Regions from separate parts of the Homo sapiens genome. Here regions 2, 3, 4 and 5 are each linked to region 1. The links are chromatin loops, found by intact Hi-C in ENCODE. Cell type or tissue: PC-9. All regions are shown on one strand.

What was found. Peaks named below come from ENCODE experiments on the same cell type or tissue, not always from the same donor. Only the 100,000 strongest peaks of a DNase experiment are listed, where the experiment ranks them.
Region 2: it touches region 1 in a loop (17-fold over the local background); 2 of 110 quality-filtered maps call a loop at or near these places.
Region 3: it touches region 1 in a loop (38-fold over the local background); 11 of 110 quality-filtered maps call a loop at or near these places.
Region 4: a loop joins it to region 1, with 13 times the contacts of the local background. A loop is called at or near these places in 6 of 110 quality-filtered maps.
Region 5: it touches region 1 in a loop (4-fold over the local background); 6 of 110 quality-filtered maps call a loop at or near these places.

Annotation. Positions count from the first base shown.
Region 1 is chr15:71,798,529-71,803,528 of GRCh38, forward strand. No RefSeq gene overlaps it. Among named protein-coding and RNA genes, the nearest start is that of NR2E3, 9.5 kb to the right of the region's middle. RefSeq lists a silencer at 4,222-4,516. In PC-9, CTCF peaks have their summits at 2,837 (motif pointing left) and 4,346 (motif pointing right); a DNase peak (open chromatin) is centred at 2,753; H3K27ac peaks cover 387 bases.
Region 2 is chr15:71,008,585-71,013,584 of GRCh38, forward strand. It overlaps LRRC49 (leucine rich repeat containing 49), which reads left to right. Exons shown (of 16, transcript NM_017691.5): 12 at 1-32; 13 at 1,223-1,408; 14 at 4,220-4,329. Among named protein-coding and RNA genes, the nearest start is that of THSD4, 100 kb to the right of the region's middle. In PC-9, CTCF peaks have their summits at 3,104 (motif pointing right) and 3,304; no DNase peak of the experiment used is centred here.
Region 3 is chr15:71,384,669-71,389,668 of GRCh38, forward strand. The region is part of intron 6 of THSD4 (thrombospondin type 1 domain containing 4); the gene reads left to right. Among named protein-coding and RNA genes, the nearest start is that of THSD4-AS1, 200 kb to the left of the region's middle. RefSeq lists enhancers at 1,320-1,854, 1,918-2,811. In PC-9, a CTCF peak has its summit at 2,075; no DNase peak of the experiment used is centred here.
Region 4 is chr15:71,530,732-71,535,731 of GRCh38, forward strand. All of the region lies in intron 7 of THSD4 (thrombospondin type 1 domain containing 4), which reads left to right. Among named protein-coding and RNA genes, the nearest start is that of THSD4-AS2, 160 kb to the right of the region's middle. In PC-9, a CTCF peak has its summit at 2,378 (motif pointing right); no DNase peak of the experiment used is centred here.
Region 5 is chr15:70,891,100-70,896,099 of GRCh38, forward strand. It overlaps THAP10 (THAP domain containing 10), which reads right to left and starts at 1,334. Exons shown (of 3, transcript NM_020147.4): 1 at 745-1,334. The coding sequence starts at 1,173. It overlaps LRRC49 (leucine rich repeat containing 49), which reads left to right and starts at 1,727. Exons shown (of 16, transcript NM_017691.5): 1 at 1,727-1,843; 2 at 2,485-2,541; 3 at 4,750-4,837. The coding sequence starts at 1,796. RefSeq lists an enhancer at 989-1,687. In PC-9, a CTCF peak has its summit at 2,067 (motif pointing right); a DNase peak (open chromatin) is centred at 1,552; H3K4me3 peaks cover 2,497 bases; H3K27ac peaks cover 1,863 bases.

The DNA of each region.
Region 1 (5,000 bases):
TGGGAGAACCGCTGCTCTCTTCAAAGCTCCGATGGAAATGCAGAAATCACCCGTCTTCTGCGTCGCTCACACTGGGAGCTGTAGACCGGAGCTGTTACTATTCGGCCATCTTCCAATTATTTTCTTTTAAAGGTCGTCTGAGTGTTACTCGAGTGTGCACACACTGGAATAACGAATGGTGTGGAGCATGGGATAATTCAAAACAGGCTTTCTTGTGCTCCATCCCCAGTCACCCACTCAGGAAGGGCTGAACGTTCCTGGCTGCCACAAGGGTCAGGGAGGCCATGAAGGTAGCAAATAGCTAGTCAGGACCTGTCCAGGCCATTCGTGGTGGTCACCAGGCCTCCTCCATGCACAGGCCCTGACAGGATGGTCCAGCCAGGATTCAGGAATGTTCAGTTCATTTATGCTGGTGGTGAGCACACCGTCAGGGAACAGCAGGCAGGGCTGTGTCCAAAAAAGTTTTCTGGCTCTCAGGTTCCAGGCATACACTCACTCACTCTTTCTTTCTTTCACTCTTCCTTCCTTCCTTCCTTCTCTCCTTCCTTCCCTCTTTCCCTCCCTCCATCCCTTCCCTCCCTTTCTTCCCTGCCTCCCTTCCTCCCTCCCTTCCTTCCTTTTTTTGTTAGAGACAGAGTCTCGCTCCGTTGCCCAGGCTGGAGTGCAGCGGCACAATCTTGGCTCACTGCAACCTCTGCCTCCCAGATTCAAGCAATTCTGCCTCAGCCTCCTGAGTAACTGGGACTACAGGCATGCACCACCACACTCAGCTACTTTTTTGTATTTTAGTAGAGATGGGGTTTCACCATGTTTCCCAGGCTGGTCTCAAACTCCTGAGCTCAGGCAATCCACCCATCTCAGCCTCCAAAAGTGCTAAGACTATAGGTATGAGCCACTGTGCCCAGCCTCCCTCCCTCCCTTTTTTTTTTTTTTTTTTTTTTTTTGACAGGGCCTCGCTCTGTCACCCAGGCTGTAGTACAGTCACAGCTCACTGCAGCCTTGACCTCCCAGGTTCAAGCAATACTCCTGCCTCAGCCTCCCAAGTAGCTGAGACTACAGGTGTGCACCACCACATCAGGCTAACTAGTATTTTTTTTGTAGAGACAGGGTCTCACTTTGTTGCCCAGGGTGGTCTCAAACTCCTGAGCTCAAGCAATCACCTGCCTCAGCCTCCAAAAGTGCTGGGATTACAGGCATGAACCACCATGCCGAGCCATGCACTCTTTTTTTTTTTTTTTTTTTTTTTTTCGAGATGGAGTTTTGCTCTTGTCACCCAGGCTGGAGTGCAGAGGTGTGATCTTGTCTCACTGCAACCTCCACCTCCCGGGTTCAAGTGATTCTCCCACTTCAGCCTTCCATGTAGCTGGAATTACAGGCGCCCGCCACCCACGCTCAGCTAATTTTTGTATTTTTAGTAGAGATGGGGTTTTGCCATGTTGGCCAGGGTGGTCTCGAACTCCTGACCTCAGGTGATCTGCCAACCCTGGCCTCCCAAAGTGCTGGGATAACAGGCATGAGCCACCGTGCCCGGCCATGCACTCTTGATCATCACTCACGCTCTCTGCCAGGTGACCCCAGTCATCACCTCTGTACCACCTCCTCCAAGTACCTTTCCAGCTCCCCTGACTGGCAGGGCCATGAGAAGTCAACACCCCTCACTCCTCCATGTCACCCTGCCTCCATTCCTAGTGTCTGCTGCTTAAGACACATCCTTCCTGCCGGAGCCAAGTTTGCCTAATCCCGGTGCTTTCATACTTTCTTTACCTACCAGCAAAGTGTAACATGACAGAGGTTCCTAGCCAAGCACATGCACAGAATCTCATCTTTCTCTGGCGACACCCTTGTCCATAGTAGGTTTGCCAGGATTCACCTGACACTTGCTCCCAGGACTGACTCAGTAAATGCCCTTCCTGCTCACTGATCTCCAAATCCTGGGAATCTGGGCCTTGAGGCAATCACTTCTAGAATACAGGAAACCAAATTCTAGACAAAGCATCTGTCTCCAGCCATTTTCCAATCATCTCAACAGTTCCTGGCCAGGTGCAGTGGCTCATACCTGTAATCCCAGCACTTTGGGAAGCCGCGGCGGGCAGATCATGAGGTCAGGAGATCGAGACCATCCTGGCCAACACGGTGTAACCCTGTCTCTACTAAAAATACAAAAAAATAGCCAGGCGTGGTGGCAGGCGCCTGTAATCCCAGCTACTTGAGAGGCTGAGGCAGGAGAATTGCTTGAACCCGGGAGGTGGAGGTTACAGTGAGCAGAGATTGCACCATTGCACTCCAGCCTGGGCGACAGAGAGAGACTCTGTCTCAAAAAAAAAAAAAAAATCTCAACAGTTCCTATGGGAACATGGAAAACCCTCTGTAGGGGACACCGTATATTTTAATGCCAAGTACGTGATTCAGTAAAATAAATCCAGCATCCACTCCACTCAACATCTGTTTTCTGGGTGTTTGCGATATGTCAGGAGCTCTGACGCACATGAGCCAGTGTATCAGGACACAATGGGGTGATACTCCCAGGGGGCGGGGATGCCACCTCTGCGTCAGATAGTCTCCTGACTGTCGCTCAGCCCCTCTTTGGTGCTTTGATTTAAAAAAAAAAGTTGTGCATGAAACGCTATAGGGAACCGCTGGGGTTCTTTAGTAAGAGCTTAAATCCTCTGCCTGAAGATGCAAGTGCGTATTGGTGAAGTGTTTACTTTGCTACAATTCCAAAGAAGAAATTCTCAAGTCTCTTAGGCTACAAATTGGGGGATGGAACAGTGCAGAGCAGGCCAAACTTTTCTCATGGAGTAACACCTCCATCTTGTGGCCTTTCAGGGTATTCCAAGTGGATCCAACTACCTGCTATTTTGTGATTCTGGGTACAATAAATCAGATCTGAGAGAACTTGAGAGGTCCTCTGATTCGGTCCTCTGCCTTCACCCAGACGTGAAGCTCCACTATTAGCTCCATGATTTCCTCATAGTAACAGTCCAGAGAGGTGAAGAGACTTGGCCGAGCCCACCCAGCTAATACGCACGGTCTCATACCTGAGGCTCAATGCTACCCACTTGTCACTCTTTAGGAAGAGAAAAAAACTTCTTCAAACAAAATTTGACCAACTATGAAACAGATGAAAGCAGAGAGAGTCCCGGTAGAGACTGCAGAAGGACCCACCCTTCCCAGCACCTTCAGTCATCACGCCCTGGAAACCACTGTCTTGTGCCAGGGGGATGCTGCTTCTCTGGGTAATGGAACATCATTGTGGCAGCCTGGAAAGCCCCCTAGGACAATAGCATTCCCTTCCGAGTAGCTTATTGCTTCAATCAGTTTAGGTCCTGGCCAGGTAAATGCCTTTTATTAAAACACATTTTACACCTCTCATGGCAGAATAAACGGCCTCATAGGATAAGGGTGTGTGGCCCCGCGACTGCTGATGAGAAGTGAAGCCAGCTGGACTTCTGGGTCAGGTGGGGACTTGGAGAACTTTTTTGTCTTACAAGAGGATTGTAAAATGCCCCAATCAGCACACTATAAAATGGACCAATCAGTACTCTGTAAAATGGACCAATCAGCACACTGTAAAATGGACCAAATCAGTGCTCAGCAAAATGGACCAATCAGCAGCACATGGGCGGGGACAAATTAGGGAATAAAAGCTGGCCACCCCAGCCAGCCCTGGTAACCAGTGGGAGTCCAGTTTGGTGCAGTGGAGTCTTTGTTCATTCGCTTTTCACAGTAAATCTTGCTGCTGCTCACTCTTTGGGTCTGTGCCACCTTTAAGAGCTTTAACACTCACCGGGAAGGTCCGCAGCTTCATTCTTGAAGCCAGCGAGACAAAGAACCCACCGGAAAGAACCAACTCCGGGCCTCCGGACACCATTGGGACCTGCAATTGCTGGGACCCGGTCCCGGGAGGATGCCCGAGAGATGCCCACAGGGCCCCGGGCAGGGCAGAAAGCCGAAGCCGCCGCAGGCTGCCAGGACTAGGGCAAGCTTACGTCCACTCAGGCGGTCAACAAATAATTATCAGACTCCTTCTACGTGTCATGCCGTTGAACAAGATCGACAAGACCCTGGTCTCACAAAGCTTCTGTGCACATTGGAGGAGCCGGGTGACTGCAAAGAAAGGGCGTAAGATTGTTTCTGATAGGGCCTGGGATGTGAGGAGCGATGATAGAGTGCGTGCTCTCAGGAGAGACCTTGGAGCTGGTCTTGAAGTGTGAGGAGGAGTCGGTTGGAGAAAGAGGGAAAGAACAGGCCGAGCCGAGCCAGAACCGGGTATAGCCAGAAGCGCGAAGGAGAGAGCCAGCACTCGAGGTCAGAGGAAGCGCAAGGTGGCACCGGCCCCTCTCGCTGCGCTTTTTGTCCTTCCAGGAGGGGGCGCTGGTCCACCGACTGGCCCGGCAGTTCCCCAGTAGCACCGGGGGTTTCCTGCCGCGCGCGTCACCTGGTTCAGTTTAGAGCCTCCAAAGCTGCAAGGCAAGGCGAAGATGGGCAGTGGAGACAGAGTAGGGTGGGGAGGGTCCAAGCTGAGGAGCCTGTAGAGCGTCTAAAGTCATCAGTGGCACCTGTTGTTTCATTGTTCGTGTAGGCAGCTTGTATGTGTATACATATTTTAAACTTATTACCTAACATTTCAATCACAAAAGCAATTAGAGATAAAAGGTCCATGACACCCATGTACCCATCACCCATATCAATAACTATCACCTTCAGTCCTCAGTTCATCTACTCCCTCTTTTCATTCATTCGTTTATTAAAAAAAAACAACAACAAAAAAAAAAACAGTCTTTAAAAGCAAATCCAAGACATTGACTCACTTCTGTAAATACTTCAGAGTATATCTCTAGCAGGATTATTTTTTAATTAAACATATCCACAATACCATTGTCATAACAAACTAATAACCCCTTAATATATTCTAATTGTATATATTGTTTTTAAATATTTTATCTTCAAAATAATTCGACTTCCACAGAAGTTTTTGTTTTGTTTTTTGTTTGTTTGTT
Region 2 (5,000 bases), 790 kb before region 1:
CTAAACTGAAGATTAAGTTTCCTAATTCTCTGGTAAATATTTCCTTTTAGTAGTATATTTGAATATTCTTAGTCAATGACTTGTGTGTTCAGGCCAAAGACCTGTTTTAACTTGTATTTATGTAGTTTCTATCTGGCAGGAAGATTTAAGTTTTGTGTTGATTTTCTTGAGCTAGGATTTAAATTAGTATTCATAAATGGCCTTGAAGTTTTATGTTAACATTTGAAATTCTATCTCAAAAAAAATGATCCTTTGTGGAGTAGAAAAAGACTGATATAATTTTATTCAAGTTATATATTTCTACTTTATAAGTGATTCACCTTACCACATAGCCTTATGTATTCACCTATGGTACCTGGTAATGGTGAAATGTATATTTACTGTATAATTTTTACAGTTGTCCCCTAACAATGTTGAAAATAATTTTAATAGCTCATTAAAATTACTTTGAGAAATTAGCCTTCCTCAATTATGGTGTCATTGTATTATTTAGTATGCATTTGTAGAAACTGTGATTTCTGTAATGAGTTCTCTCTTGAGTTTCTATTATTGTTGTGTTTTTCTCTGTCAGCCAAGAGACTTCCCTCACCTGCCTTTTTGGTGGGTTTTTGTTTTTATTTTCACTTCATTCTCCCTAAAAAAGATAGTTAGAGGTGAAGACAGTATGTTTAGAAAAGAGCATCTAGATTCACAGACAGAATGCTTGCGTTAACATTGCAGTTTTAGTGATTTGATTTTTCTATAGCCAGTATAACTATCCTACGTAGTGTTTGGCAAGATACAAGTAATAATAACTAACTAGTTCTTCTCAGGAAAATTGTGGGGGCCTGTATTTATAAAGTTCTGAAATTTTCATTTCCAGTCTTTTTAAAAAAATTTATTTAATGTCAATGTAAAGCATATAAAATCAATAATTCCTGAAAGAATCTGCATTATTTGATATTTATGTATCTTTAAAGAATGTTGGTTTATAAGTGAGACTGTCATTTGTAGAAGGAGTCACCCAGAATTCAATATTGGATGGATTCCATCAATGGTGCATTGGATGAATTAAAGTTATGTAAGTTTAGTACATTCAGTTGATTTAATGTAATTGAAAACATATTTGCTAAGCCTAAAGTTTACATATTTACCTGGGGAATGATTAGTGAAGCTTTAATGTTAATATTTCAATATGGTTAAAATCAATGTTCTGATCTGTATTTGTGTTTTATCATTGCAGCACCTTAAATTCAAGGAAACAAATCTTGTAATGCTGCAGCAATTTAACGCACTAGCCCAACTCCGTCGTATTGACCAGTTGACAATTGATCCTCAAGGAAATCCAGTTGTCAATTTTACACTCTGGAAATACTATGTACTGTTTAGGCTAAGCCATTTCAGTATGCAGAAAATAAATGGAACAGAGGTAAGCTAAAAACTAGATGAACTATAGAATAAAAATATTCCTTCTTAGTGAAAATAGTTACTTTAAATGTTTAGGAATTTAAGTAACCATGATAGAACATTTGAGATATAATGGTTTTTTTTAAATTGACATTTAAAATGTCAAAAGGCTAAGAATCTATTTTAAAACTTCCAAAGAACTAAATAAATTGTAAAAATAAAATAGTAACCAGGTTATAGTAAATGGCAAATACTTATACTGTTGTTTGTAAGCATTCAGTGAAATAAAATGGTGGGGTGACAGTTAAAAATAAAAATAAAAAATAACTCTTTTATAAGTAATGTGATCTTTGTATTTCTCAAAGTACTTTGCAGACTGCCTGCTATGCAAGAGGGGATAAGGAAGTAAAACCTAAATGTCAACTAATAAGGGTATTGTGGTAGAGAAAGGGAAGAATAAAATGGAAAAAAAAGGGGAGGAAGAAGATGACTTACAAAAAGAAGAGATGAAAAGGAGAAATAAGCCAGGAAGAAAGATAAAATAAGAGAAAGTGAAAATAAGAGAAAAAGAAAATAAAATAAGTATAAGTAAATGTCTGGAAAGCTTTGTTAATAGCTGGTAGCAACCACTGTGCCATGACTACATTGGGTAACTCAGGTCTGGAGCTGAATAGCTGGAAAATTATTAGTGAAAAGTTATTTTTAGATTGATTCTGCTAAGCTTGTCACAAGGTAATCCCCCAGCTACTCAAAAGCCATGTTCTTTTAAAATATTAATTTGGAAGGAAAGAGAGAAGCTATGCTTCCACCTCTACTAAATTTAAACACTCCTCCAGAGGAAAAAAAAAACATCTTTAATATGTTGTTAGTCTTATTACAATATCTCTTGAAATTCAGAAGACCTCTTTATTGTAAGATTAACTGTAATCAACTTTCTGGCACAGTAACTGTGTTTCCCTGCAGCTGATACAGTACAGGTAGATACTTAACTCCAAAAATTCAGCATACTATGAGGAGACTGTACATCTCTGGATCAATGTACAAGCAGCTATATGAAATTTGCATCAACCATGGTATTTCTGTAACCTCAGAATCAGCCATCTGCTGAAGATGTTGGGTAAATCTGAATCTTCAGATGACTTTTAATTTCTCCAGCTAGTTCTCAAGAGGGTTGGCTCAGTCTTGTGTACTCATGTATACTATTTGGTACTTCCCCCGAGGTGAGGTTGTGAGTCCCTGGAAGGACCTAATAATTAGTCCTAAAGGTTTTCAAAGTTAGCCCAGACTGGAAATAGAATGGTTATTTTTACTGTGGGTGACTGAGTCTCCCTTAATTGAGGTAACACACCGTTACCTCAGTTAACCCTAAATGGTGTATTTACCCAGATATGGATTATTACTAGAATAATACCCATTATTATCAAACTTTGAATCAGGAAGGAATAGTGTAGTTATATAAAGTGGAGAAGAATTAGAAAGAATTAGAAAGAACCAATATAATTTATTCTGATTTAAATTTCTGAAAATCTCAATGCCAGGGATATTTGACACTTTATTAAAATACCTAAAATATATTCCTGTTTGTTAGGTCCTTGACCTTAGATAGTAATGTTACACTGCATTTTTACTTCTCTGTGTATAAAAAAGAATGATATTGCTTGAGGTAGAATTAAATTGAATTAATAGCATCAAGAAAACATGGAGTAGTGGCCTGCATTGGCCACTAGGTGACTATATTGGACCAAACACTACTTAGTTATTAGCTAAGGAAGAATTTGAAGTCTCCTTAACTGTGAAGATCCAGGGAAGGGAAGAGAGTTAGCCTGCACTGATTCATAGGTATGTTTGTGAATTATTGGTTTGTTTTAAAGAAAATGCCTGTGAAGAGTATTACAGATAGTGTCAGGAACAAATTTTCAAAAGATCCAAAATTTAATTATACCAGGGTTTCTAAACCTTGGCTCTGTTGACATTTTGAGCCAGATAATTCTTTGTTGTGGGGGCTGTCCTCTGCATTGTGACATGTTTAACAGCAACCCTGGTCTCTACCCACTAGATGCCCGTAATGTCCAGAAATAACTAAACATGTCTCCAGACATTGCCAGTTGTTCTGTAGGGGGCAAAATGGCTCTTGGCTGGGATCATTGAATTATATATAGACAAAAAAACAGTATTTAAAATGTAAGCAACCCTATTTTATATTAAAGAAAATATCCCCAGATAGTAATACAGGTACTGCTTTCAGCTTTTAGTACTTTCTTGGTTAATGTAAGAATGGGTCCTCATAGGGTATACTTGTGACAAGTTATTCTTTTTGGGGAGAAAGACTGATAGAATGAACAGGAGCATCCTTGCTAATTCAGTGAAAGTTCCATCTCTCAGGAAGGGACAAAATTATCCCTATAGGAGCAAGGTATGACCAACACCTTGGCTTACCTTTGACACATTATTAAAATGAATCTATCCCATTGATACTTGGGAATTTTTTCCTCTAAATCATTCTAATCCAAGAAGCTATAGGATTTCTGAAAAAAAAAAATACTAAAAATTGAAGGTACCTCAAGTGTAATTCTCAGGAAAGACAGCTTCTAAATCAGAGCTGACTCATCACCTCCAATCAGCTTCCATCATCATGAACCACAATTATACGTCTTCATTTTAACTCAAGAAAGAAAAATATCAATGAAAACTCTTCTTTCCACAGCACAGGAGAATGTGCTTTTGTGGGCTTAAAAGATAATATTTAATTTGGATCTCTCTTTGGGATTATATCAGTTTTATTCAGCTAAGAGTTGGTGTCATTTTTTTACCCCTTTCTATTGTGTCTCTTCAGGTGACACAGAATGATATGATAATGGCTGAAAGGCTCTTTGGAATCCTAGCACATGTAGCATCTTCTGAGTTACCCCAGTATCGTCTGATTTCCATTCTGGGTGATGCCAGGTAACCTTTAATTTTTGTAGTTTTTTATAGAATTACTGTTACACTAGAAAAAGAAATAAATTCCACATACCTCCTAACTATGCTAATTATGTGTTCCATAAACATGTATCCTAGACTGGCCTATTGAAAGTGTTGGGGATCTTAAGATAAATAAGATGAAGTCCTTATTCTCGTATGGCTTATAGTCTAATAAGTTAAAGATATACACATACAATTAAAACGTAATGTTTCAGGTGCTATAAGGGAGGGCTGTAGGAGGGACTAACCATATTTTGGAATAACACTGGGGAAGGCTTCACAAAGGAGAAAACATTTTATCTAGTTCTTTGGGAATGAGTAGGAGTTTTCAGGTAGAGGATATGGGGAAAAGATATCTGCAAAAGCACAAGTAATTGTAAATAGCTCAGTATAATTGGAACATGGGATGATTATGAATAAATGATAGGAAATGAAGCTAGAAAGACTGATTGTGGTCTGACTTTGAAGAGCTTTCCAATCCATGCCAAGCAAAAATGAAAACTTGTGTTTTGTAATGAAGCACAAGCAATCATATAATTGGATTTACATTGTAGAAAGGCTGCCATTTGAGCAGGCAGAGCTTGAAGTAATGAAGACCAATCAAATGGTTACTCTGTAGGCCAGGAGAGATTATGAGGGCCTGAGCCAGGGCA
Region 3 (5,000 bases), 410 kb before region 1:
TTCCCGGGTGAGCCTAGTTCTGGAGCCCACATTTTAAAATGCACTTCTTAAAGTGCAGTGCCGTTCATTTGGAACCATCCACATAACGGCATTGTAATTTTAAATTATCTTCAGTAAGACTTTGCCTTTCAGGGCCTAATACTAATACATGTAAAGGTAGACATGACAAGAAAGTGGAGTACTCAATTCTTCCAAAGTTAAGGATCCCATTTTTATGTTGAATGTTGGCCTTGGCTCTCAGATCCCCTTAACCAGCTTAGCCAATGATTTTTCTTTACCTAAACATGCAAGAAAAAGAAATGATGAGGATAGGACACAAAATCCCTGCAAATTTCTGAAAGCTGGAGTTTGCACCCCCTTCAGTAATTGCCATTTACTGCCAGTTTCCCTTTGATTCTGTCAGACATCTGAGGCCTATAGCTGGATCCAGTCCAGTTAATTATTGGATCCAATCCAATCCTGGATCCAGTCCAGTTGCTTTCGTGACTTCCGAACCCAATTCAGTTAAAAAAAAATTGCTCATATAAACTAGGAGAGCTCTAGACACAACGCTGTGGAGTTCAGAACTCAAGAGAAAAACTAACCCATGACCTCCAGTTACAAACGAGAGCAGTGAGCACTTTGGGCTCCATGGATACCTCACCTGGTTGCCTGGTGTTCCTGGGGGTCATTGGAGTCTGACTTTGAGTCCCACTTGTGACACTAATCTCTTAAAAGAAAAACCTTAGACAAATAAGAGTTTAATAGAGCAAAGAACAGTTTGTGAATCGGGTAGCCCTCAGAAGCAGAACAGGTTCAGAAAGACTTTGGGGCTGCCACATGACTGGACACTTATGGACACAAAAAGGGAAGGATTGTACAGAAAACAGAAGTGACTTATAGAAACAGCTGGCTCACTTAGAGCTTGGAGTTCGCTAAAGCGAATAAATTTGAACCTGGTTTGAATACGTGGCCACCTGTGATTGACTGAAACTTGGCTGCCCTGATTGGCTGAGACTCAGTTATCTGTTACAAAGCCAAATTCCTAAATTAGATTTATGGTTTGTTTACAGAGTTAGGTTTTGGTTACATAAGGGCTTGAGTATGCAAATATGGAGGCTTTCTCAAATCACGTTTCGTTTAATTTAACACCTTCATAAATAGGATGGACTTAAGAGATCATCCCAACCTCCTTACTGTACAGATCAAGAGATGGGGGTCCGGAAAGCTGCTGATGTTCATGCTGTGAGTTTAACACCAGGAAACAACAATTTATCAGTAGAACTGTGTGTTAGTTTAAAGAAAGCAATGGCAGAATGGAGGCAGAACTCTAAGGAAAAATGAGGAAAGTGATGCTTAAGTAGCTAGCGGACCAACAGAAATGTCAGAGAAGAAATCATATTCTCTGTCTCATAGGCACCAGTATTTCCTGGGACTGTTTACTGAGTAGGTGCTTAGTGAAGATTGAATAAATGCCAACGTACAGAAAAGCAACACCAGAAATCAGAGAGTGACAACCACAGCCTTGTTTCTGCTGCCCAAATGTTAATGGGTTGACTTCCATTAAAAATCAAAGACAAAACAGGCAGCTACTTAATGGTTTGCCAGCCAAATAAAGAAGCTCATGCTGTGAGCAGCTAAGATAATAGTTCAAAGGAATGCTACCCAAGGAGGACAGGTAAGCAATTTCCAGATTCAGCCAAGGGTTCCAGGACTAACATAAGGATGTACAATTATAAAGAAAGACTGATGAGGACCTGCCCAAAGCATGTGGAGAAGGCCAAGAGGGGGTTAGGGGAGGTGCTGCAAATACCATGACAATAGAGACCACTGGGAACCTCAGAGAAAAGGGAAAAGGGGCATATATTTTCAATAAAATACTGACACATGTAAGAGAAAATGGAAATGTGAATTAGACATAAATTTATAGAAAAATAAAGCTAACATTATCTGCCTTTAATGCAGACATTTAAATTTCCAGCAGATGGAGATGTTACCACGTGAAAGAGAAGTTTGACAGGTGGACTCAGCTTCGCTTTCTAAAACATGATGGTTTGTTTCTTAGGAGTGAGACAAAGAGAAGACCCCTAAAATAGGTAGACTCCTGAGCTTTAAATAAATAATACTTTTTAAAAGAAACTTTAAGTGTTACCTGAGTTCCTAATTCAGAGGGTTAGCTTTTTAAATGATGAAAGCATTCGCCAGTTGTTTCCTTGTTTTAGAAGAATTTGGCAAAAATCATTTGTTTTCTAAGCTTTGTGTTTGGAAACAGAACAGAAAAGGATTCTGTTCGCCTCGTAATCAACATGTATTTGCATTACACTGCTTGCTACTTTAGGAGGCAAGGTTTCCGGGTTTTCTGTTTTTGTTTGTGCTGTCTTTTTCTTTTCTGGTCTCTAGAGATTCCTTTGCAGCCTATGGGCATAGGGTCAAGTTGTTTTCAGTTTGCTTGTGTTTTGTTTTAGGCTTCTTAGGACTTGGGCCGGATGCTTTTATCACGTTTGAAGAATGAATAGCTGTGCGCTGGAAACTACCTGCTAGGCATAACTCATTAACGTTAAAAAAAAAAACAGGCTGAGAGACTATAGAAAGGGATCTTTTTGACTGACATTGTTGTCTGGGTGAACTCAGGTGTTAGGGAAACATTTACATTATCTGCTCAGGATGCTGTGATTTGGTGATTCTCTCCAAACCAAATGGTACCCAAGAATCGGGGCTTACACGGGGTTTCACTGTAGACAGACAACGTGCCTTGAGATTTAAAGGGTATCATTTTTTTATAATTTGTTTTCCTTCCCTAGAGTCTTTTTCCTAATATGTATAAACAAAATAACTCAAAATTCATTCAAATGCATTTTCAGGAAAAAAGGAAATATGCTGTTTTAGATTTTAGTCTTAGAATAAATTCCAGGTGGAGGATGAATGGGTCAGTGGGTATGAATTATGTTGCCTGATATCTGTCTTACTTTCCCAAAAGCTGTACCAGTCATATGAAGATACAACTTTCATCCCGAACTTGCTTTATGTGCTGTCCTTAAAAAAGAGAGAAATCTTTCTTGTTGATTGTAAGTATATACAACAAAGGCTTAGAAGGAAATATTATGGTCTGGTCAGGGAATCTCAGGCATGTAGCTCAGAATCCTGGTCAGCACAGCTTAGGAAAAGCATCTTAAAGATTTTTTTCTCAGCCCAGAACCCCTCTTCCAAACTGCTCTAGGTTCAAGCAAAGGTTACCCTCCCTTGGCCAGGGGACCTCTTGCTGCCTGCCAGCCAGGGATGTCTGGATCTTCTTTTGATCTTATTTTCCCCCCTCAACCCAGAGCTATTTAATCTCTCCTGGGAGAGACAGAGGCATTTGTTATTTGGCCATCAACAGTTAACTGCTTTTGTGGTTTACACACATAAACAGAAGACAAATCAAAACTACACTCAGGATATCACACTTTCTCTGTAAAACCTGAGACTTTAACAAGAACTTACTTTACCTTCTTTCACATAAATCATCCCTTGAATTCATCCAGAAAGAGGCAATCAGTTTGCGTTTTTAACACTCTTGAGGGCTTCTTAAATTTCTGCTGCATAGCTGCTTGGTTTGTTCCCTTTAGCCTGTAGGTGATTCATTAATTTGCTCACCAAACCTATATGGAGTACCCACTAGGTGCCAGGTACTTTATAGTAGGAGAATGTGGGTGAAGTGATGGAAATTTATCCTTAGTAATGGGGAACACAGCAACTTTCATGCAGGCTTTATTGGTTTTGGGTCAGTAATGTCATCTTCATTTCCAAAGGACGGCTGATTTTTCCATCTACCAGAATGTGTTCCTTACTGAAAGGTCTTCTGTTGTTCAGCTCTTCCTGTATGCCCAGCTTTAGATGAAGGGGGGAAAAATAAAAACAAGAAAGCCAGTCCCTATAGGACAGAGTGGTCTGGTAGGAGATCATCTCAGCTACTCTAATTTGCTCACCAATTTTACTTACTTGTTTCATTCGAGTATTGATTTGATTCTTTGGAGAGAGTGTGTGTGTGTGTGTGTGTGTGTGTGTGTAGGGAGGGAGCAGGCTTTGGATGTTTGTATGGACTCAGGCATATTGAGTCCTTTTTTAAAAAAATTGTGATAATATGATAAAATATATATATATAAAAAACATAAAACTTACCATCCAATATGGTTTGGCTGTGTCGCCACCCAAATCTCATCTTGAATTGTAGCTCCCATAATTCCCATGTGTTGTAGGAGGTGACCCGGTGGGAGATAATTGAGTCATGGGGGTGGTTCCCCCATACTGTTCTCATGGTAGTGAATAAGTCTCATGAGATTTGATGGTTTTATAAGGGGAAACCCCTTTTGCTTGGTTCTCATTCTCTCTCTTGCCTGCTGCCATGTAAGACTTGCCTTTCACCTTCCGCCATGATTGCAAGGCCTCCCCAGCTGCATGGAACTGAGTCCATTAAACCTCTTTGTCTTTATAAATTACCCAGTCTTTATCAGCAGCGTGAAAATGGATTAATCCACCATCTTAACCATTTTTAAGTGTACAGTAGTGTTAAGTACATTCACATTGTTGTGCAACAAATCTCTAGCATTCTTTTCATCTTCCAAAATGAAAACTCCATACCCATTACACAGAAACTCCCCATTTCCCTTTCCCTTCAGCCCCTGGCAACTATTATTCTACTTTCTGTCTCTGAATTTGACTACTCTAGGTACCTCCGAGCAGCAGAATCATATGTTATTTGTCATTGTGTGACTGGCTTATTTCACTTAGCACAATCACCTCAAGGTTCATCCATGTTGTAGCACGTGTCAGAATTTCCTCTTTTTTTTTTTTTTAAGGCTGAATGATATTCCACTGTATGTTTATATCACATTGTGTTTACCCACTCATCCACTGATGGGCAGTTGATTGCTTCTACCTTTTGGTTACTGTGAATGATGTTCCTATGAATGTGAGCGTATTCATATCTCTTCAAGACTTTGTTTTCAGTTCTTTGAGGTATATACAAAGTAGTGGAATTGTTA
Region 4 (5,000 bases), 270 kb before region 1:
GAGTGTTTGCTCTCTTTCACTCATATGGTCACCAGAAAACATGGGTTGATACCTACTGTGTACCAAGCCCCCGAAAAAAAAAATCTTTGCCTCTGCCTTCAGGAATCTTACTGTCTACTTGAAGAGATTATTACATGAGAAATCTGTGCTGTGGATGAGGAAGGGGGTCTAGAAAGTGAAGTACAGGGGCTTAGAGAGAAATTAAATGGGGGGCGGGGGCATTGACGGGGATAGGGGCAGGGGTGCTAACTTAGATTTTGAGTCAGAATGCCTCTCTGGAAGAATGTGCTTCTATCAGAGACCTGAAGGAGTGGTCCTTGGCCAGGCAAAAGAAGGGATGAGTTTAGAGCCATAGGAAAAAATGAGTGAACATTTGAGGCAGGAAGGAGCTAGGAGCTAGAGGGAGACCAGAGGGTCATAAGGAAGGGGCTGGGGAGTGTGGGATGGGGCTAGATCCTGCTGGGCTTCTGGGCCTGGCTAAGGACTTCTTAAATTCAGACCTAAGGACTTCCTCATTCATCCTACAGGCAATAGGAAACGCCTGAAGTAATAAAAGAATGACCTGTTTCCGCTCTTGTTTTAAAATATCATTCTACTCAAGATGTGGAAATTGTGTTGGAAATAGACAAGGTAGAAGCCCAGAGATCAGTTAGGAAGTGACTGAAAAAAATCCCGGGAGGTGCAAGGCCTTGAACTTGTGGACACATGAAAATGGATAGAAGTGGGTGAATTCAAGACACATTTCAAAAATGCAGTCAGTAAGATTCTTCTACTGCATTGTGGTTAAGCACCTCGGCTGTGGAGACAGACGCCCTGGGTTTGAATCCCTGCTTTGCTGCAGACTTGTCATGTGATCATGAGCAAGTCACTTAACTTTTCCAAGCCTTGACCTGACCTGTCCACTGGGCATGTTATTTAAAACAGAGAATACACTCGTGGTCTCTTAACACAGTGCCTAGTGGCACAGATCAAGCACTCATTAAATGTTGTTCTTTTGTTGAAATGCAGGGAGAGGTAACACTACAATTCAGTTATCACTTAATTAGCTCTTTGTTCTGAGTTAGTCTCCCCGATATTTTCCAGCTGCCAAATAAGAGAAGCAGAAACTGGGCAGAAGACGCCTGAATTCTGGGTGGAGGAAGACCAGGGCTGCATTAGAATCCCTTGTGAACTTGAAAACCATCAGTGTGTCCCCCTCTTCATGTTCCTCTTCTCCAGCTCACCCATAACCCCAGTCTTAAGCTTTTACTGCAAGGTCAGTTTTTCCAGTTTTTTCCCGTACTTTCTCCAAGTCCTCAGAAATTTCTGTAAGTCCTGCAGCCTAAAATACAGTCCAAGCCATGCTGAGGAGTAAGTAAGGTTACACTGTTGTGTTAATCTGCCATGAGCAGACATGCAACGGTGGTCACTGGGACCTTTGGTGCTTATTCTATAGCCTTGGCCTAGAGGGAAGAGAGACATGACCCAGAAGGGTAACAGCCGTCAGCAATGCCAACACTAAACTCTTAGCACTGACTGAAACAACAAAGGGTGAGAGAGAGAGAGAGAGAGAGTGTGTGTGTGTGTGTGTGTGTGTGTGTGTGTGTGTGTGTGTGTGTGTGATGGAGTCTCACTCTGTCACCAGGCTGGATTACAGTGGTGCCATCTCAGCTCACTGCAACCTCTGCCTCCTGGGTTCAAGTGATTCTCCTACCCCAGCCTCCTGAGTAGCTAGGATTACAGGCACATGCTGCCATGCCCAGCAATTTTTTTTTTTTGTATTTTTAGTAGAGACGAGGTTTCACCATGTTGGCCAGGATGGTCTCAATCTCTTGACCTCGCAATCTGCCCGCCTTGGCCTCTCAAACTGCTGGGATTACAGGTGTGAGCCACCACATCCAGCCAGGGTGGAATTACTTAATGTAGAATTTATCTTGCCACATATTTGTTAAACTCTTTCACCAGAGTGTTTGGTGCTGGCTGTTTATAATATAGATGTTTGACAAATCTCTTAAAACATGCAAAGCCATTTTCTTTCTTTCTTTTTTCAGAAAGTAATAATCATCTCTGTTCTATTCGAAGCAGAAAATTATATTTAATTAAGTAAAAATAAGATTAGAGAAGGAGTGTGTTGAAGACCCTTGGAAGAAAACCAATGAGTTGGTTGGCTCTGTCATTTTCCCACTGGTAATATTTTTTCAGCTCCACTGGTGGGAGTTGTAAAGTTTTCCATTTAGGCAGAGAGTGAACACCTTTGGTCATGGAAAGAAAGCCAGTCCTTTTGAGATATTCACTTGCCATGTGTGTGCCTTCTGAAGTATGAGTTGTATTTGCTGAGCAATTGAGTCTTCCCTGGGTTTCTGGGATCAGGTGCCTGCAGTTTGATAAAATAACCTCTAGATGGAGCTTTTGCACCTTTTGGTTGAGCTGGGTTGCCCGTGGGGCAAATCCCCGGTAATCTGAGCAGGATCAAAATAAACTTCGTTACTCCTTCTTATTACGTAAGTATTGTGTGTTTGTGGTGGGAACACTAGGAAATATAGATTTGCAAGTGGGAGAAAATAAAAATCACCGTGCAGAGGTAACCAGCATTACCATGCTGGAGAATAGCCTTCTGATCACTTTTTCTGTGTGTAATGAAAATGGTTTCATCCTCGAAATCCCCTTTTGTAACTTTTTTTCACTTAGTAAATTGTCACATCAATACAGCATACACCAATCAGTGTCACTAAATATTACAACACCTTAGTTTTATAATTAAAGAGTATCTCAGAACATACAGTAAGATGTATTTAACTCAGACCTTGTGATTAAATGTTTACATTATTTAAGATTTTTCACCATTATGAACAATACCAAGATGAAAACTCTTTTTTAGACAAATTTTGGCTCATGTCCACGATTCTCAGAGATGGAACTGGTGTTCGTTGAAAATGTATGCATTATGAAGTCCGCTGATATTGCCTGCTTAGAGCAGGACTCCCACCTGACTAGTAGGAGAAAATTTAATCACAAGGGTCCTTAAAGGTGGAAGAAGACCAAGGCAGATGAGGGAAGGTTGTGAGAAGAACTCAACCTGCCATTGCTAGCTTTGAAGATGAAGGGGAGACCTACTGATCGGGTAGGAGATGTGCTCTAAGTAGGCATTATTGGCAGGCTTAGTAATGCATATATTTTGAACTAAAATAACCCCAATATCATTAGGGGTTATTGGAAATCCAAAGTCTCAGGCCCCATCCCAGACCTACTGATTTAAAATCATGTTAAGATACGAAGTGATTTGTATACACTTTCAGAGACAGGGTCTTGGTCTGTTGCCCTGGCTGGAGTACATCAGCGCGATCCCAGCTCACCACAGCCTCCTGAATAGCTGGGACTGCAGGTGCACACAACACACTTGGCTAGCTTTTCAATTTTGTTGTAGAGACAGAGTCTCACTATGTTGCCCGTGCTGGTCTCTAACTCCTGGGCTCAAGCAATCCTCCCACCTCAGCCTCCCAAAGTGCTAGGATTATAGGCATGAGCCACAGTGCCTGGCCAAAGCCCAACTCTTAAAGCACCTGTATTCATTTGCAGTCTCAACCCTGTGTCAGACTACCTGTTTCCCTAGACTCTTGCCAGTAATGGGCATTTATCCTTCATAAAAATTATTTTCCAGATGAACGTAGCAACGTGTTATTTGATTTTGTGTATCTTTGGTTACTATTAATGTTAAATTGGTTTTCGTATTAGAGTCTCATATTGCATTTGTGTATCTTCATTTGTGAACTGCCTATTCATGGTCATTCCCATTTTTATCATTTCACTATTTTTCCAAATGAGAATAATTTTTGTTTTGTTACTATATTTTTCTGCTCACTGTAAAAACAATTAGAAAATAACAAAATTAAAAGAATGTGATACTCACCTTTTATGTTTGCTCAAAATAAAATTATATTAAGGATGGCATTTTATGGCCTACTTTTTAAACAGCATATTAAGATACAATTTATGGCCAGGCACGATGTCCTGTAATCCCAGCACTTTGGTAGGCCAAGGCGGGCGGATCACCTGAGTTCAGGAGTTCGAGACCAACCTGGCCAACATGGTGAAACCCTGTCTCTACTAAACAACAAAAATTAGCCAGGTGTGGTGGTGGGTGTGTGTGTTTGAGGTATGAGAACCACTTGAACCCGGGAGGCAGGGGTTGCAGTGAGCCAAGATTGTTCCCTGAACTCCATCCTGGGTGACAGAGCGAGACTCCGTCTCAAAAAAAACAAACAGAAAAAAACAGGTATAATTTATACATCATCCAATTCACTGATTTCATTTTTTTAGTATATTTATATTCACAGGGTTGTGCAACTCTCACCATAGTATAACTTTAGAACATTTTCATCACTCCCAAAAGTAATCCTATACCCATTAGCAGTCACTCCCTATTTCCGCTCACCCTCCTCGGGCCTGTGAAACAACTAATCTACTCTCTGTCTCCATACATTTGCCTATACTGGACATTTCATATAAATGGAATCATTTAACGAATGGTCTTTTGTGACCGACTTCCTTCACTTAATATATCTTTTCAAGGATCATCCATTTTGTAGCATGTATCGATACTTCGTTGCTTTGTATTGCCAAACTATATTCTGTAGTGCGGATATACCACATTTTATATATATCTGTTCATTAGGTGATGGATATTTGAGTTACGTCCATTTCGGGGGTTGGGCTATCATGAATAATGCTGCTACGAACATGTGGACATATGTTGTCATTTCTCTTAGGTATATATCTAAAATTGGAATTACTGGATCATGTGGTAATTCTACATTTAACTTTTTGATACAGCTGCAGACTTTTCCAAGGCAGCCGCACCATTTTACCTGACCACTAGTAGTATGTAAGATTTCCAGCTTATCCACACCCTTGCCAACATTTGTTATCACCTGTGTATTTGATTAGTGGTTTTGATTTGCATTTCCCTAATGACTCTTGATGTTGAGCATCTTTTTCTGTGCTTATTGACCATTTGTATGTTT
Region 5 (5,000 bases), 910 kb before region 1:
TAATTTAATCTGTGTAATGGTGGCAAGGCTGAAGTTTATCACAAGGAAGGCTGGAAAGTTTTCTTTAAAATGGTACGTGGGGAAGAAGGTAGTAGTAACCAGATGCAAAATGAGTGCAAACAATGTTTAGAAGGAACAGAAAAGTAGGCAGAAGAGAGCAAGATGGGGAAAGTCAGCTCACTAGGGATACTGAACTTAAAGGCAGCTGGAGCTAGTTATCAGTCATAAAGGAAGCTTGGGGTGGGAAGGGATTTATTAGCAAGCTCCATCATCTTCATCTGTAGCTCCACATCTCCTTCGCCCCATCATTTGTGACACAAATAAGGGACTTTCCTCAAGCTTATGTAATGTTATGCAACACAGTTTCAAGCACTCCAATCCTGGAGATTTGCTCAAATTAAACCCTTTCTATTTAAAAACTCTGGAGCAGCGAGTGAAAGCAACTCACTACTCTGCAGGACAAGACTCTGTGTGTGTGTGTGTGTGTGTGTGTGTGTGTGTGTGTGTGTGTGTGTGTGTGAGTTTTGGGGGAGGAGCAGTTAGAAGGAATTAACTGGGTCACTTAATTCCAAAGTGTTAATGATAAGTGGGACCTTGGAGATCACCTCTAAAGCACACCCCTAACTTTGCAGATTAGAAAACAGGAACTTTCGAGATGAGGTGCCTTTCCCAAGGTGACACTAAGTGGAGGAGCCCAGCCAGAGTCCAGGGGTCCTTACACAACCTTCGGTGGTCTCTCTTTACCTGTGAAGCTGCAGCCTGCTTCCCAGCTCGGGGGCGTGTACAGGAGACTGGACCTGGGGCAGCCTCAGAATGCCTGGCTGCCTGGAGCTCTCCTCGCGTGTCCAGGCGGCCTGCTTGGTCTCCCTCCTCTCCCCTCTTAGGTGCCGGGGCGGGCACCCGGTGCAGGGTGGGCACGGCGCCTGCCACCAGCCTCAGGCGCTGGGAGAAGCGCAGGTTCTTCTGGATAACCGAAGAGACGTCAAAACAGGCTGGGGCAAAGTGGTCAGAGCAGATGACCGAGCGGTCATTGCCTCCGTACCAGTCGGCGCGGCAACCCCGCACGAAGCGGTCCCAGAGCAGCCGCACGGCCCGGTCCTTGGGAAAGCGGAACAGCGACTTCCCAGACTTGGTGGTGTTGCCGCAGTGGGCGGCCACACAACGGGCCGGCATGGCGGCCGTCTTCGGTGCGCGGGAGCCGGGTTCCCTGGACCTTCGCCCTTGGGCACGCTCCTCGCAGCGGCCTCGGCGAGGCAAGTCCTCCCCTCCTCACCTGTCCACTCCGGGTCGGGATTGTTTCCTTCCCTACCTCTGGTCACCGGAAGTGGCGATCTGGGGCCCCCAATGGGAGGGCTCTTTGATATCTTCCTCCTCCTCCTCCCTGCGCTGCTCCCCAGGAGCCAGTGGACACAAGCAGAGGGATACAAATTTCGCGCGGGCAGCGCTGAGGTGGGCCGTAAAGAGGAACGGACCGGAAGTGGTGGTGGTTATAGCAACCAGTGTGGCCAGCCTCTTCCCCAGCTTATCCTCCTCCCAATACTCCCGCTCTGTTTTTATGAGGCTGGGAAAATAGAACGAGGAAGTGGTGACGCACTGGGCTCTCACGAATACAACTAGAAGCTGCAACGACTGTGTGGCTCTATCGATTCGGGAGAGGTCCAGACCGGAAATGGTCGTTTCCATGGTAACCCTGAGCAGGTTGCCTGGGAGATGACCTCTTTCGGGTCTCTTTGAATCTCCGCTGTAGCGTCACCTGGAAGGCAGATCTAACAGAGAACCTGGACTGTCTCCTATCATGATTCCCGGGAAATATCGCTCTGTTTCTGGCCGGGCTGCGAACAACGTAAGTTGGGCCTTCTACTTTCTCTTTCTTCCCACTGGTACTCTTTCTGACTGGCGTCTTTGTCCTAGGAGATGGGCTGTATTATTAGGACCGGCACCGCTGGGTCTACTCAAGCTATTGTCTGACCAGGGTTTGAGGTTCGTGGGCTGGACCAAGGCACAATTTAATATTGTATGATGGGTACTCAAAGTCTTGTCCAGGATCTGGGCTCCCCAGAAGGTGGAGCTGGTCTGCTGTGAAAGGCTTGGGTTTATTTAAATTCCTTTGGCCAGTCAATTCCTTTTTCTTTTCTTTTCCTTTTAACTGTGAAGAGAATTTATCATTAGGGACTCCCACCTCCTTCACCTGTCTCATTGAGATGTTTATTTAGACCTGAATGGCAAATGTCGAAAGCCTGAGGTACTAACTAGAGGGTTAAATTGCTGCCGACATTTTGGAAAATAAATCAGTGAAACCTTTTAATTCTTAGATGTGATTTTATTGTTTTCAGCAAATCCTCAGAACAAGATCATTTACCAGAAACAGAAATAGAGCATTGTGTTCTATTTTTTTGTTGTATTTCTGTTTGTACCTTTTTTTTTTTTGGAAATATGTGTTTGTGTATTAAGAGCAAATTTTATGGTTTAATTTTTACATTTCAGGTGAACTGCGGGCTTCATCTGGTTATTCAAACATCATCGCTTCCTGAAAAAAACAAAGTAAGATTTAAGAAGGTTGGCATTTAAATTGAAGATTGTTTTAAATTCTACACAAATAGCAGCATGACTTAAAGTGTAGATAGATTCTAAACTGAAAAATTTAAGTAGATTTGCTTTGATTTCCAGTTTAAAGCTAGTTCTTACTTTCTGCCTACATAAAGCTAAAATAGCCCTCTTTAAAAAACTTAATGTGATTTTATTGATTACAAAAGGGTAAGGGTTTTTTTGTTTTTTTTTTTTGACATTTACACTTTTTTTTTTCTTGAGACAGGGTCTAGCTGTATCACCCAGGCTGGGGCGCTGGGGTGCAGTGGCACAATTTTGGCTCACTGCAACCTCTGCCTCCCAGGCTCAAGCGATCCTCCCACCTCAGCCTCCTGAATAGCTGGGACCACAGGTGCATGCCACCACGCCCGGCTAATATTTTTGTATTTTTTGTAGAGACAGGTTTCACCATGTTGCCCAGGCTGTTCTCGAGCTCCTGAGCTGAAGCAATCCGCTTGCTTTGGCCTCCCAAAGTGCTGGGATTACAGGCAACAGCCACCGCACCCAGTGATATTTACACATTTCTGAAATCAGGAGCCTTCTTAAAATTGATGGCATGTCATAGTTTAATTGGGGAGGTTTTTTTTCTTTCTTAATAGAGGGTAAAATAATGGTATGTCTTACTACTAATGACACCTTAGATAAAATGGTAATTGGGAGGGCATATCCACACATCCCATTTAAAATCAGGGAAGAAAAAAATAGGTTAGCAGTGGACACATGTTAGACTTAACGTTATTTAGAAGTTACGATATGAATATGAGATTTTTTTCCCCAAGATTATTTCCCCATAATGTCTCTAGCATTTCTAGAATTTCTGGCTTTTGATTTAATTTTTGAGATTTTGAGATAAACATGTTTTTCTTTCCTTTCTGTCTCACCTCAGCATTTATACTTACCTACTTTCTACACACTATGTCTCAAGACACAACATGATTTTTCCTCCTTTGACCAAGTTGGAAACCTCTAACCATCACAATTCAGGTGTGTCCTAAAAAGTTATTAAATAGGCGTCACTGGAAGAACTCTAAAGTGAAGGGCAGAGTTCACACATAACAGCATGAAGAAGGGTAAGAAAAGGCATGAGGAAGGTAAATGGAAGGACATCGTTAGTCAAGGAGGCAGCTGTTGATTACATTATATATGAATATGAAAATGGTAAACACTCAGAAAATAGACAATTTGATCATCTCAAATAAACAGCAGTTAGATTAATTGAAAATATTATTTATTATAATTGAGCATAATGGATTCTCTCCAGAGCTTTCCTAATTGATTTCTCTGGACAAATCCTTTTCCACCATTATAATGTTTCTAGAGCTGTGTGCCTCATCTAAATATTTTTTCCAAACCATTCACTTTCTCTTGTGTGGACATCTATTCTGAGAAAATACCTTTAGGTCATATAATTCCTAAGGATATAATGCAAATGCCAACATAATGTTTATAGTATGGATACATTAGAAGTATCTTAATTAATTCAAGATACATATTTGGGGTTTTTTGTGGCTAATCATAAGAAGTTGTTCTGGTTTTGTTTTTCTCAGTCCTCCCACCAGATAATTATTTTAGATCAGTTTTAGATCAAGTGAAAACCTTTCTTAGAAGGCTTAAATATACAATTTTATTATATTATAATAGGACATTTAAAAGGATTATAATGATCAAAACAGTGATTTTTTCAACAGCATTTTATTTATATTGTGTGTTTTTTTTTGAAGCAAATGATTCTTTTAATCATTGTATTTGTGGTGAGAGCGTGGAGGGATTGGAAGTGTCTCAGCTTGGAATATCTTGTATCTGACCTCATAAAATTGATCCTGATTTTGTGGGTGGTAAAATACAATGATAGAGGTGCAGCCATCACCTCTATCTAGTTCCAGAATTTTTTCATCATTCCAAATGGAATCCCTGTACCCATTAAGCAGTTACTTCCCATTCCCTGCTTCCCTTAAATGCCTGGAAGCCACAAATATGCTTTCCATCTCTATGGATTTGCCAATGTGGTATTTTGTGTCAGTTTTCTTTCACTTGGCATGATGTTTTCAAGGTTCATCCACATTGTACCATGTGTATCAGTTATTATATGTTTTTTTAATTTATCTTCACTGCTTGGTGTTAAATTTGTCTCCAAATATTTTTTTCTTTAATAATGTTTTTCAGGTTGAATTCAAGCTAAATAAAGACACATCGTCATTCCCCGGTAGACTTTTACAACATGACCTTGAAAGAAACTACTCAAGTAGGCAAGGTATTGTCAGTGAATAGAGATCAGATGTGGTTCATCATCTTTGAATAATATTAAGTGTTTAATAATGTTGAATTACTAGATCCAAATAAACTTGAATTTAAAATGAAATTGTTCATTGGGACCAAATTGGTTTGGTATTTTTTTAAATCATTGGTTATATATA